Regions from separate parts of the Mus musculus genome. Here regions 1 and 2 are each linked to region 3. A link is a loop called in an ENCODE intact Hi-C map of the cell type or tissue named here. Cell type or tissue: left cerebral cortex. All regions are shown on one strand.

Region 1 (4,000 bases), 270 kb after region 3:
GCTGGAGTTGCTGGCAGTTGTCAACCACCCAACGTGATGCTGGGAAGGGAACTTGGACCTCTGCAAGACCAGTCCATACTCTTAACCACTGAGCCAACTCTCCAGTTCCCGTGATAGCTGTCTTAGAATTCTTGCAGAGAAGTAGTGAAAGACAGAAATGTTGCTAGTGATTAAAGTGCAGGGACTATCTTTACCACATTGTCTGTAATGCGTATACATTTTACAATTAGGAAAAAAGATGGAGGTGCAGGGGAAAGGACAGGTGCTCCTCCTTGGGCTTTGAAGGTATGAAAACCTCCTGATATCAAGGTCTGCTGGGTACCCAGACCTCTAGGATTCAGCATAAGCCTTCCAGTAAAACAAAGCTTCGAGGGACCCCAGGAGTCTGTGGTTAGAAGTTAGCATTATCTTACTTTGAATTGTGTGCATTTCTTGCCCCCCTAAGGGGAACCCACATTCCAACTGAATGATAGGATTCCATCAATACAGTTTTTAACCTCCACTTTGATCAATTTTTACACTATGTGGTGATAAAGGGTGGAAGGCAGAAATTGTTTCCAGGCGAACACACAGGTACACTGACCTCCCTGCCCCACAGTGGGGTAGCCTGTGCTTCCAAAAGGAGACAGCCTGTTCTGAGCTGACAACAGGATTTGGGGGAGAGAGAATACAGACGAAAGCATAAACTAGTGAAGGGAACTGGGTGGATACTAGTGTTCTCCCCTGTGCAAAAAGAGACTAGACATGTAGGCGGCCCTCTTACCACCAGATCACAGACTATTCTCTTCTTCCTGCTGGCTCACTGTGTGCTCAGCACAGCGACAAACAATTCCATCTTACTTCTTCCTGACAGGTTTGTCACAATAAATCTTGGAAGTTCTAAACTACAATAACTTTATTCACTTTATTCCCCAGAGAAAGAATTGTTCCTATTCTTGCATACCAACAAATGCAGGGACACAACAGATCAACTCAATGTCTGTGAAACGTGTTTGCTTGCAGAAAGTGTGTAGCTTCCTGCCTGTGTCTTTCTAGTCAATGGCTTCTAAGTGATAGGACTAGGGCCTTTTTTTTTTTGCTCTTAACTTTGTGAGAAGAAGAAAGTATTTTTAAAGTATTTTAGAATAGCAATCATAGAGAACTTACTAATTTGCAACAGAGCCAAAGTTGATAGGCTGAAAAATATCAAGAGTAAACCATATGAAAAGTTCTAGAAGGTATGACATGTACATAAGACAAATGGAGGGAGGGGCAAGAAGGACGAACTGAGGGAGAAGGGAATGAACCTAAGGAAAAACAGGTATCGGCTCCGCTAGGGAAGAAAGGTACTGACTTCAATGTGTGGCCATCTGACTGAGTTGTTGAGCTGCCAGACCAGGAGAGGAGATGGGCAGCTATTGTTAGAGATGGAAGCCCTGGGGGCGGGACATCAGTATCTTCAGCAGTTTCAGAAACTCTGAGTCTAGTCAATTCAACCAAACCTCAAGAGACCTTGCAAATTCCCGCCTAGTGCAATTTTTTCAAATTACCACGAGAGGGCACTCCTGCCTAATGAAGACCAAAGTCCAACTACACACTTGTTTCATATGGAAGGAGTTACAGAGACAAAGTTTGGAGCTGTGACGAAAGGATGGGCCATCTAGAGACTGCCAAATCCGGGGATCCATCCCATAATCAGCTTCCAAATGCTGACACCATTGTATACACTAGCAAGATTTTGCTGAAAGGACCCAGATATAGCTGTCTCTTGTGAGACTAGGCTGGGGCCTAGCAAACACAGAAGTGGATGCTCACAGTCAGCTAATGGATGGATCACAGGGCCCCCAATGGAGGAGCTAGAGAAAGTACCCAAGGAGCTAAAGGGATCTGCAACCCTATAGGTGGAACAACATTATGAACTAACCAGTACCCTGGAGCTCTTGACTCTAGCTGCATATGTATCAAAAGATGGCCTAGTCGGCCATCACTGGAAAGAGAGGCCCATTGGACTTGCAAACTTTATATGCCCAGTACAGGGGAACACCAGGGCCAAAAAGTGGGAGTGGGTGGGTAGGGGAGTGGGGGGGAGGGTATGGGGGACTTTTGGGATAGCATTGGAAATGTAAATGAGGAAAATACCTAATAAAAATATTTTAAAAATTAAATCTAGGAAGTGAAATTATGAATGAATTTCATTTGCTTCTAATTTTCTACATTTCACAGTTGTATTGAAACTAACACATTGCTTCATGGTTACTAAAATATTTATAAATAAAGAACTGATGAAAAGTAGCGCCCCACCATCATCCAATCAAATGGGGTGAAGATCTGGATAGACACTACCTCAAAGGAGACTCACGTGACCAGCAGATACTTCAAACTGTTTGAAATGTCAATATCTGTAGCCAGCAGGAAATGCAAAGTAAAACTGCTTTGATGTCCTATCTCATCCCAGTCGAAAGGGCTATCGCCAGGAAAACAAATGCTGGGGATGGTGTGGGAACATGTGTCTTATACTGCACTATTTATTGAAAATAGAACTAAGTGCTAGAGAGATGGCTCAGTGGTTAAGAGCACTGACTGCTCTCCCAGAGGTCCTGAGTTCAAATCCCAGCATGACATGGTGACTCACAACCATCTGTAATGTGATCTGATGCCCTCTTTTGGTGTGTCTGAAGAGAGCTACAGTGTACTTATATATAATAAATATATTTTTAAAAAAAGAGTTAGGGAAATAGAATATAAAATATGACTCAGCTGTGCCACTCCTGCATATATATCTGAAGGATTCTGGGTCTACATACCTCACAGATACCAGTACGCCTACATTGTTGATGTCTACAAGAGCTGAGAAATGCAGCCGCCTGGATGTCCATCAGGCAGATCAACACCTAAGGGACATGTGGTGTGCGCATACAATGGAATTTCTTTAGTTGTAAGAAAAAAAATCAAATCATAACACTCAGGGTGAAGTAAAGAGATCCGGAGATTGTTTTGCTACACGAAATGAGCCAGACTCAGAAAGACAAATACCGTCTTTCCTCTCATGTAGAACATTGATTTAAGTGTGCGCATGCGTGTGTTGAAAGAAAGACGACCATGACCTGAGAAAAGAGGAAGAGATCTTAGAGGCAGAAGTGAGGGTAACAGTATAAGGCAGTGGTTCTTGGCATTTCCTAGTGCCACGACCCTTTAACAGCTCCTCATATGGTGGTGACCCCCAACCATTAAATTATTTTTGTTGCTACTTCATATCTCTAATTTTGCTACTGCTATGAATCATAACGTAAATATCTGATCTGCAGGATATTTGATATGCGACCCTGCGAAAGGGGCCGTTCGCCTGTGTGTGCATGCACGTATACACACACACACACTCACACTCACACGAGGGTCGAGACCCAGAAGTTGAGAACCGCTGGACTCAGCGCCCACAAAAGAAGAAAGGAGAGTGGTTTGGAAGAGGGTGGGGTTCTTTTGTGATTGGGTTACCTCACTCAGGATGATGCCCTCCAGGTCCAACCATTTGGCTAGGAATTTCATAAATTCATTCTTTTTAATAGCTGAGTAGTACTCCATTGTGTAAATGTACCACATTTTCTGTATCCATTCCTCTGTTGAGGGGCATCTGGGTTCTTTCCAGCTTCTGGCTATTATAAATAAGGCTGCTATGAACATAGTGGAGCATTTGTCCTTCTTACCGGTTGGGACATCTTCTGGATATATACCCAGGAGAGGTATTGCTGGATCCTCCGGTAGTACTATGTCCAATTTTCTGAGGAACCGCCAGACTGATTTCCAGAGTGGTTGTACAAGCCTGCAATCCCACCAACAATGGAGGAGTGTTCCTCTTTCTCCACATCCACGCCAGCATCTGCTGTCACCTGAATTTTGGAGGAGCTAGAGAAAGTATCCAAGGAGCTAAAGAGATCTGCAACCCTATCGGTGGAACAACATTATGAACTAACCAGTACCCCAGAGCTCTTGACTCTAGCTGCATATATATCAAAAGATGGCCTAG
Region 2 (4,000 bases), 350 kb after region 3:
AGAACTGGCCCAATTCTATGGCACAGGGAAGAAGGGAAGAAGTACAGATGGGGTATATATTTAAACTGCCTGAAATAACTTCACATTTGAATGTAGCTGAACAAACATATCATGGAAAAATATGAAACAGAAATCTAAGAGGTTAAAACATTTCACAAATGCCCCGTACTCCGGTGGGTTTTAAATCAGTCTTGCTACACAGACGACACCGAAGTCACACTTTTTTTTTTTTTTTAAGTGAAAGCAACCAAATGTTTAAAGAGAGAAATAGACACATTCGTACATCAAATTTTTAGCAAGCAGAATACAAATGTTAAACCCACTGTTGGATTGATATAATGTTAGTGCTGAAATAAACAAGAGCAGTGCAAAAAAAAAAAAAAAAAAAAGGTAACACCTCAGCAAGGTTACTCAAAGCCAAAAACATGAAAGGATGTCAAAATTTTGCAAATTCAGAAAATAAAGTACAAATGATTATAACACAGTGACTGAGCTGAGTTTATTTTGGAGTGTAAAGGTAGGCCAACATGAAAGCACACGGTGTCGTAACATACAGTGACTGAGTTGAGTTTATTTTGGAATGTAAAGTTAGGTCAACATGAAAGTACACAGGATTATAACACACAGTGACTGAGCTGAGCTTATTTTGGAATGTAAAGTTAGATCAAGGCTAGTAGCTATGGAAAAGAAATCCTTAGTCCAGTTTGAAGCATAACTTATGTCTGTCTCATGAAATTCTCTCCTGCATGGCAATCCAAGTGACTCACTGGCATTTAGAATGCAGAATATGTCACAGGCCAAGAAGCACGGATCCCTGGACTCCAGGAGGAGTAAGAGTGCTTGGAAAGGAAGCAGGCACACAGAGGAAATGTGCCTCATGCCAATGTGCCTCAACGAGACATTTATGAAAGTTCAAACTAAGGGGTAAGAGATATGCACACAGGGAGAGGATCTTTGCCTGTCAGAATGCCCATCAGAAGTAGGAATTTTGAATGGGATCTTGGGAAAGACATCCCCATCTCTTGCTCATTTAATCAATACTTAAATGAGTACATAACTTTCATGAAAATTTGAACATAGATCTGAGTAAAATAAGGCAATCACCTCATAATTATTTCGGATATGTTATTGCTCAATAATTAATTAGCCATCATCCTCTCAGCCTAAAACATTCCTAACAATATACCCTCGACTACTTACAAAAAAATGTATGGCCACGTCATTTGGGAGCACTCTTCTATGCCTATTACTACTGAGGATTGGCTCCATTCTTTAAGTTGCTTTCCAGAAACTCCCAGTTAAATGCTGCAAGAAACATAACACCTGAAGCAGAGAGAGCTATTGGTTTATTAAATCATGCTGTAGCAAATACTTCATGTTCATGTCATTAATCCCTTTCTTCCTTATCAATTACTTATCATTCCTTCCTGCTCACCACCTACTGGAATGATGAGGTGATGGTATAGAAATTTATGCGTACCATAATTCTCTGCCATGATCTGCAACTCCTTACTTATAAGAACTTATAGGCTTGACAATGATAAGAAGGGCATATCTTAAACAGCTTACTGGTAAAGAGCCTGCAGCAACAGTTCTCAGTCTGTCTTGCAGGTGGATGGATCTTCAAAAGGACAAGGAGTTTGTGTTTTATATACAAATTCCACACACTCCTCACAAAGAAGACTATACCCACCGCTGGTTGTACACTCAACAGTCTGAACTCGCTGTAATCAATCAGTGTTGATTAGTTGTTTCTCAGCCACTAAATATTTTAACTGGCTCTGTGTATTGTGCTCAAACGGTTTCTCTTTTAGAAACTGCAAGCCTTAACCCAACCCTATTACTAATGTTACTCCCTTCAAAGAGACAACCAGTCTCAACATTTTCATAACTCATATTCATGCTCAATCTAATCTGCCAGGCCCATTAATATTTGATAATGCTCGAACCTATGCACTGACCTATTCCCTACCTCTAATACTTTATTTTTAGGCTGCTCAAAAATCTCTGGTACTTCATCAAATACAGGTATAATCTTTTTACCTAGGGAGCAGGCTCGACAGACCATCACGTTCTTCTTTCACACTGCCGCCATCTGCTGGCATAATTAATGCTCGAGAGTTGAAACCTAACACCATTAGGCAAACAGACATTACTCATATCTTAGAATTTGGACGTTTAAAATATGTCCGTGTAACAGTTGATACTTTTTCTAATATGATGTGTTGCTTCTGCTTACAAGGGTGAAGCAACCTCAGATACCATTATCATTTATTATATATGTTTCCTTTCCAGGACTCCCATTACAACTAAAATCTGATAACGGTCCTATTTATAAAGGCAAATGGCTTAAGAAATTTTGTTACTTATGGAATATTAATGGAGGATATTGTGGATGGACTAATCTAGTTGATCAGCCCGGTGTAATAGTGTGGATTTTAGCATAATTAATCACTCTTTAGAAAGCTTTGTTAGTGGAAATTATAGTTGTATAAAGATAAAAAATACTGTCTGTCATACTGCTTACCAAAGTTGATATTGTTGCAAAATAGCACTATCTGTTGCCAGTGATTTATAAAACAAACTCTGGCTTCATTTGGTGTCTGACAGCTAACAAGAGTAATCTTTTTGCATCAGAAGATACCCATCTATTCCTGGAATATATATAATATATATATAATAATAATTATATATATATATATATATATAGCATAGGAGTTACTCATATGCATTAGAATCCATCTGCACCAGGATCCCCTGATATTCCTGTCAATGCTGTTTTTTAATCACATTGAATATGCTTTACATGTTATCTTAAATTATATATAACTTATATCTCTCCTGATTGTAATCCCACCTCTAACCATACCCTTCCCTCTGGCAAACAACTGCCTTTGGGATGGATCTGTGTGAATGGTGTTATGTGGGATAGGCCATATTACATCCATTTTTCCAGGAAAGCTTTACAATTGATCAGCAGAATTAAGAGACTTCCCTCCAAGTTGCATCTATGGGACCCTGTAATAGTTGCATCCACAGCAGCTTTCTTATTACCAATCACAGGAATGATTCCTGGAATACAGAGAGTGGCCTGTATAATTACTATAGTATATAATTAGTAGTAAAACTACTAATATTATAGCAAAAATATTATCAGAAATTAACCCAGAGATGGTTGAATTTAGAGTCACAGTTTTACAAAATAAAGCTACTATAGATAATTTGTTGCTGGAGCATTATTTTGGTTGTCAACAATTTCCTGACATGTTTCTTTATTGTGTTAGATTTCTCTCACATTACAGAAGGTCAAATTCATGATTTGCATAAAGAGATAAAATCTCTCAAGTGACCTCTGAATACCCATCATGTTAAGATGGCTTTGCCCTTTCCTTGATTCTCTGTTAGCTATTATTATAATTATTTTATCCTTGCCTGTGTTAGTTAGTTATACCAGCCATGAAGGTAATGCATTCAACCTTGGACTCTATTACAACCATAATTTTTCTTTAAAAAGTAAAAACGAGGGAGATATAGGCGGCCCAGAGGTCCTTGTGCTCACAGATAAGCACCTGGGGAGTCTGGAGTGCTAAACACAGGATTGATCCTTCGAAAGAAGGAAGTCATAACCCGTTAGCTGCCCAGAAGGCTGGCAGCAGACACGGTCAATAGCCTAATGACCTTTGTACTGTCTGTGAGTCTGAGACCCCACAGGACCCTCCCCCAGACCCTTATCATAAGCTTGTTTTTCTCAATCCATAGAGCCTATTTTCTTTTTGGAAGGCATCATATGCACTTTACACAGATTTCCATTGCAGGCACATTTATTTATGTGTAGGGCATTCATATGCCTAAAATAAACCACTTGGGGGTAAAACGCCCAAAGTTTGAACCAATATCGGCTGCTTAATTGTGTTGAACCAAACTACCTTCTCGGCTCCTATGGACCATACTCTGCAGGCTATGGCGGTCTCAGAGACCCCCTGCACGAAGACTGGGAAGA
Region 3 (4,000 bases):
GGCCAGGCCAATCCTCACTCCAACAGGCTATTACCTTTACCTCAGTCATCCTCTCTAGATCCCTATCTTGAACATTGTTTTTGAGTCAACAGAACTCATCTTTATGGAAGAGACCATGTATTCTTTATAGAGAGTTACAATATAAATTGTTCTTAAACTTTTTTTTACATGTATGATTGAGTTAACTATTATCAGAATTTTTTTCTCACCAAATTGTGCCCTGCTTAAGTATGGCTAAAATAAACTGCTTGGTGTCAGACTCTAGAAATTGGAACCAACACTGGCTAACTATGTCACTTTGAATTGGATTTTCTTCTTGCCTCATGCAGATCAATTCTGCTGGACCCAGTGGCCTCAGGGATCCCCACACTCATCGACATGGGAAAAGGGGCTGTAAGGAGAGGGGATATGGTAGTGGGAAGAAGATAAGAGAGAGTGTGGGCTTGAGAGTAATCAGAATACACTGCATACATGAAATCAGCTAAGGTCAAATTTCATTAATAAAAGTACAAAAGATGCAATTATTATACTGTTTAAAGGTTTTGCATATAGAAAGGGCATGGGAATATTTTTGGATTTATAGGCTTTGTTTTCAGTATAATCATCTAACACTGATTTTAACAGGTTTTTTGAGATTTATTTCCCATACATAATGTATATGCTTAATATTTACACTGTAATGTTTCAGTATATTCACAATTCTGTATATTTATCACTTTAGAACATTTTTTTCACCTCATTTCATTTCATGCCCATTTGCAGTCACCATCCTGACTGTCATTTTCAGACACCCATTGATGTAATTTTGTCTCTTTGGACACTTCACAGTAAGGCACTCCACAGCACGCACAACCCTTTGCATGCAAGCTACTTTTTCTTTGCTCAGTTCTTCTAGGGTTTGTCCTTGGTGGCATACTTCAGCTTGCTGCTCTTTTACATGATTGACAAGGTTCTCTTTCATGAATAGATTAAATCTGCATCCATGCAGTTACTGATGGTCATTTGGCTTATCCCCACAGTTTGCCAGCTATGAGTAAGGATGCCTTGAACCATTGATAGCTTTGGTATGTGAATATTGACTTCTGTATTTTCAAGGAAATGTGGGTAAGATATGTTAATGAAGCTAATAATGTTTAGTACATACCTGAAAAACCTGGATACACAGGCATTTTGTATAAATGATACGGACTTACATAGAATCTGAAAATGACAAAAGAAAAGAAATCTGCTATTCAAATTCTTCACACTAGTGCCCACCATGGAAGGTGTTTGTGTAACCTGCTATTGCAATTATTTTGCCAGAAATTTTGATGAGTCAAAATGAGTAGAACCTATAGGAGCTAAGCTTGTTGTTAGATCCTGACCAGGGGAGATTTATATTTCTCCTTTGTCTTCCAGGATTCTACAAGCCCCTGCCTCCAGTCTGAGAGGATGACACACAATAAGGGGGTTGGGTGAGTGAAAGAACTATGTGTGTTTTCTAGGGGGTTGCCTCTGCTCAGCTCCGGGATAATTTCATCTGAAGCATTTGGGGATCAGTGTTTCCAGGTATCTGAGTTCCTTTATAAGATAAAATGATAGGTTTTCCTGCTTATTAAAAACATTGTCAGTACAAGAACTGCACATGATTAAACCAGACAACAGTCCAGCCCAGAGAGGGAGAGCCTTGTGTGCTCCCACCCCTAGCAGAAAGGCGGCGATCACTGACAGCTGCTGAGGAAGGAGAGTCAGTCTTCTTTAGTTTCCTTTTCTGCTCAAAGATTTCTGCTTGATTTTCTGTTTTATTATGGATTTAGGGCTCAAATCCAGAGCTTGCTTTGCGCATAGTCCGCAAATCCTCTGCCCCTGAACTGCAACCCAGCCCTTCCGTTTGACTTTTGAATTATTTCTGGCTCTCTAAGTTGTTGTTGTTGGTGGTGGTTAGGTTTCTGCATTATATCTGTACTGTCTGTATTTGTTGACTCATTTCTTTTAAACATTTATTTAAAATTCTCCATCCAAGTGTTTGCTCCATCGATTCCTTTATGGGGAGGAGAAGTTGAGTTTCCATGAACGCTCTTTGTGTGCATTGCTGGGCAACATCATTTATGAACTGAAGATCTAGGTGGTTATTCCAGCCTTTCAGATCTGACTTTGTGATTGTTCTTGCAGACATTGAAAGCAGGATTTTTGCATTCTCTGAGTCTGGAGCCACCTTTGCCTATTCAGCACTAGATGGCAGGCTAAGCCCAGGTTAGCCAAATGCACAGTACTGGTGTGTGTCAGTGTTTCAGAGGCAGAGGGTGACACAAGGCCAGAGAGATCTACAAACTTCAGCTGCTGTGTTGTTCAGCAAGTGTGAGCAGAGTCCCAAGAAGGTTGCTTTCATGCTACAATCCTCTCCGTATCCCAGTAAGTGCCTCATTTGTAACCAGTGGGTCTGTGATGAGAAGCAAGTAATTCCACTGGCTCTAGGTAGACTAACCAGAGCAAGACAAGGCTCTGGTCATATGCGACACCGATGGCCACAAACACCACAACTGAAGCACAGCCTACACTGAATCTGGTCCCTTGAGACCATTGGAGGTCGAGATAAGTCCAGTGCACACACTGGCGTGAGCTGCTGTCCTGAGTTCCAAGGTAAAGGCTTGTGATTACAGCACGATTCTGCTCTAGAAACTGAAACCTCGGACTCTGAGGAGTTGGGTACTGTGATGAATCAATGCTTTTGCCACCTAGTCTGACCCTACCTGGGATGTACAAATAAGAAAATTTCTTGAATTTGTTCCATGTTATTTCCATAGTATAAAATAAACTAGTAATGTCATTAGCAAAAAGTGGGAAATTCCAAAATAAAAGGATGGATTCTATAATCACATTTATGAGTAATGTATTCCAATAGTAAACATCAATTAATTTACAGTAACCTAATACTAAATAATTTTCTGCTCTTGTTTGCTCTCCTACCTGGAGTCTGTGCCTCTCCCTAGCACCTTCCACAGAGCCCCCTTCACATCCTTGTTCCTCAACGTATAGATCAGAGGGTTGAGCATGGGGGTGATTACAGTATAAAAAAGGGCAACAAACTTCCCCTCACTATCAGAATACCTGTGGACAGGTTGGAGGTACGTGGAGATGGCTGAGCCATAAAACATGGCAACCACAATGAGATGAGATGCACATGTCCCAAAAGCCTTTCTGCGACCAGCCATTGACCTGATGTTCAGCACTGCCCTGGCAATGTGAGCATAGGAGCCTAGAATTAGCAGTAAAGGACACACTAAGATTATGACCCGGGCCACAAACAAATTGACCTCTGTTCCTCCTGTGTCCTCACAGGCCATCTTCAGGAGAACAGGTAGCTCACAGAAGAAGTGATTCAGTTGGTGTCCACAGAGAGGCATGGTCATCACAAGGCTTGTCTGGATCAGAGAGTTCACAAGGCCCCCTACCCAGGAGAATACAACCAATGCTCTGCAGAGAACAGGGTGCATAATGGTTGTGTAGTGGAGTGGGCGACACACAGCAGCATAGCGATCTATAGCCATTGCCACCAAAAGCACACACTCAATGCCTCCCAGTGAGAGCATTATGAAGAGCTGGGCCACACACCTTCCAAAGCTGATGGTCCTGTCAAGTCCAGAGAGGTTGACCAGAAGCTGGGGCACAGTGCTGGCAGTGTAGCAGAGGTCCAGGAAGGAGAGGTGGCAGAGGAAGTAGTACATGGGTGTGTGCAGGCGGAGGTCCAGTTGAGACAGAATGATGATCACGGTGTTGCCAAAGAGAGTCAGAGAGTAGAACATAGAAATGAAAGCAAAAAGGATGGGTTCTAGATGAGGCCAGTCTGAGAAGCCCACTAAAATGAAGCCCTCTTCTGAACTGGTGTTCAAATAGTCCATATTTTCCCACCTGCACAAACAGAAGACAACTGAATGCTTCCTATGAAAAACATGAACTATTTTTTAGATACTTCATAAATTACACATTTTATTAGATATTTTCTTTATTTGCATTTCAAATG

Evidence for each region. A loop is a pair of places that touch in the nucleus more often than their neighbours do. Peaks named below come from ENCODE experiments on the same cell type or tissue, not always from the same donor. Only the 100,000 strongest peaks of a DNase experiment are listed, where the experiment ranks them.
Region 1: a loop joins it to region 3, with 3 times the contacts of the local background. A loop is called at or near these places in 6 of 42 quality-filtered maps.
Region 2: a loop joins it to region 3, with 6 times the contacts of the local background. A loop is called at or near these places in 9 of 42 quality-filtered maps.

What each region holds. Positions count from the first base shown.
Region 1 is chr11:49,269,034-49,273,033 of GRCm38, reverse strand. It overlaps a transcript of Olfr1393 not described here. Among named protein-coding and RNA genes, the nearest start is that of Olfr1393, 9.1 kb to the left of the region's middle. In left cerebral cortex, a CTCF peak has its summit at 1,528 (motif pointing right); a DNase peak (open chromatin) is centred at 1,527.
Region 2 is chr11:49,188,028-49,192,027 of GRCm38, reverse strand. No RefSeq gene overlaps it. Among named protein-coding and RNA genes, the nearest start is that of Btnl9, 2.9 kb to the right of the region's middle. In left cerebral cortex, a CTCF peak has its summit at 2,101 (motif pointing left); DNase peaks (open chromatin) are centred at 30, 730 and 2,093.
Region 3 is chr11:49,535,065-49,539,064 of GRCm38, reverse strand. Olfr1382 (olfactory receptor 1382) reads right to left here and starts at 3,878. Exons shown (of 1, transcript NM_001011790.1): 1 at 2,943-3,878. The coding sequence starts at 3,878. The coding sequence ends at 2,943. In left cerebral cortex, a CTCF peak has its summit at 2,200 (motif pointing right); DNase peaks (open chromatin) are centred at 1,799 and 2,227.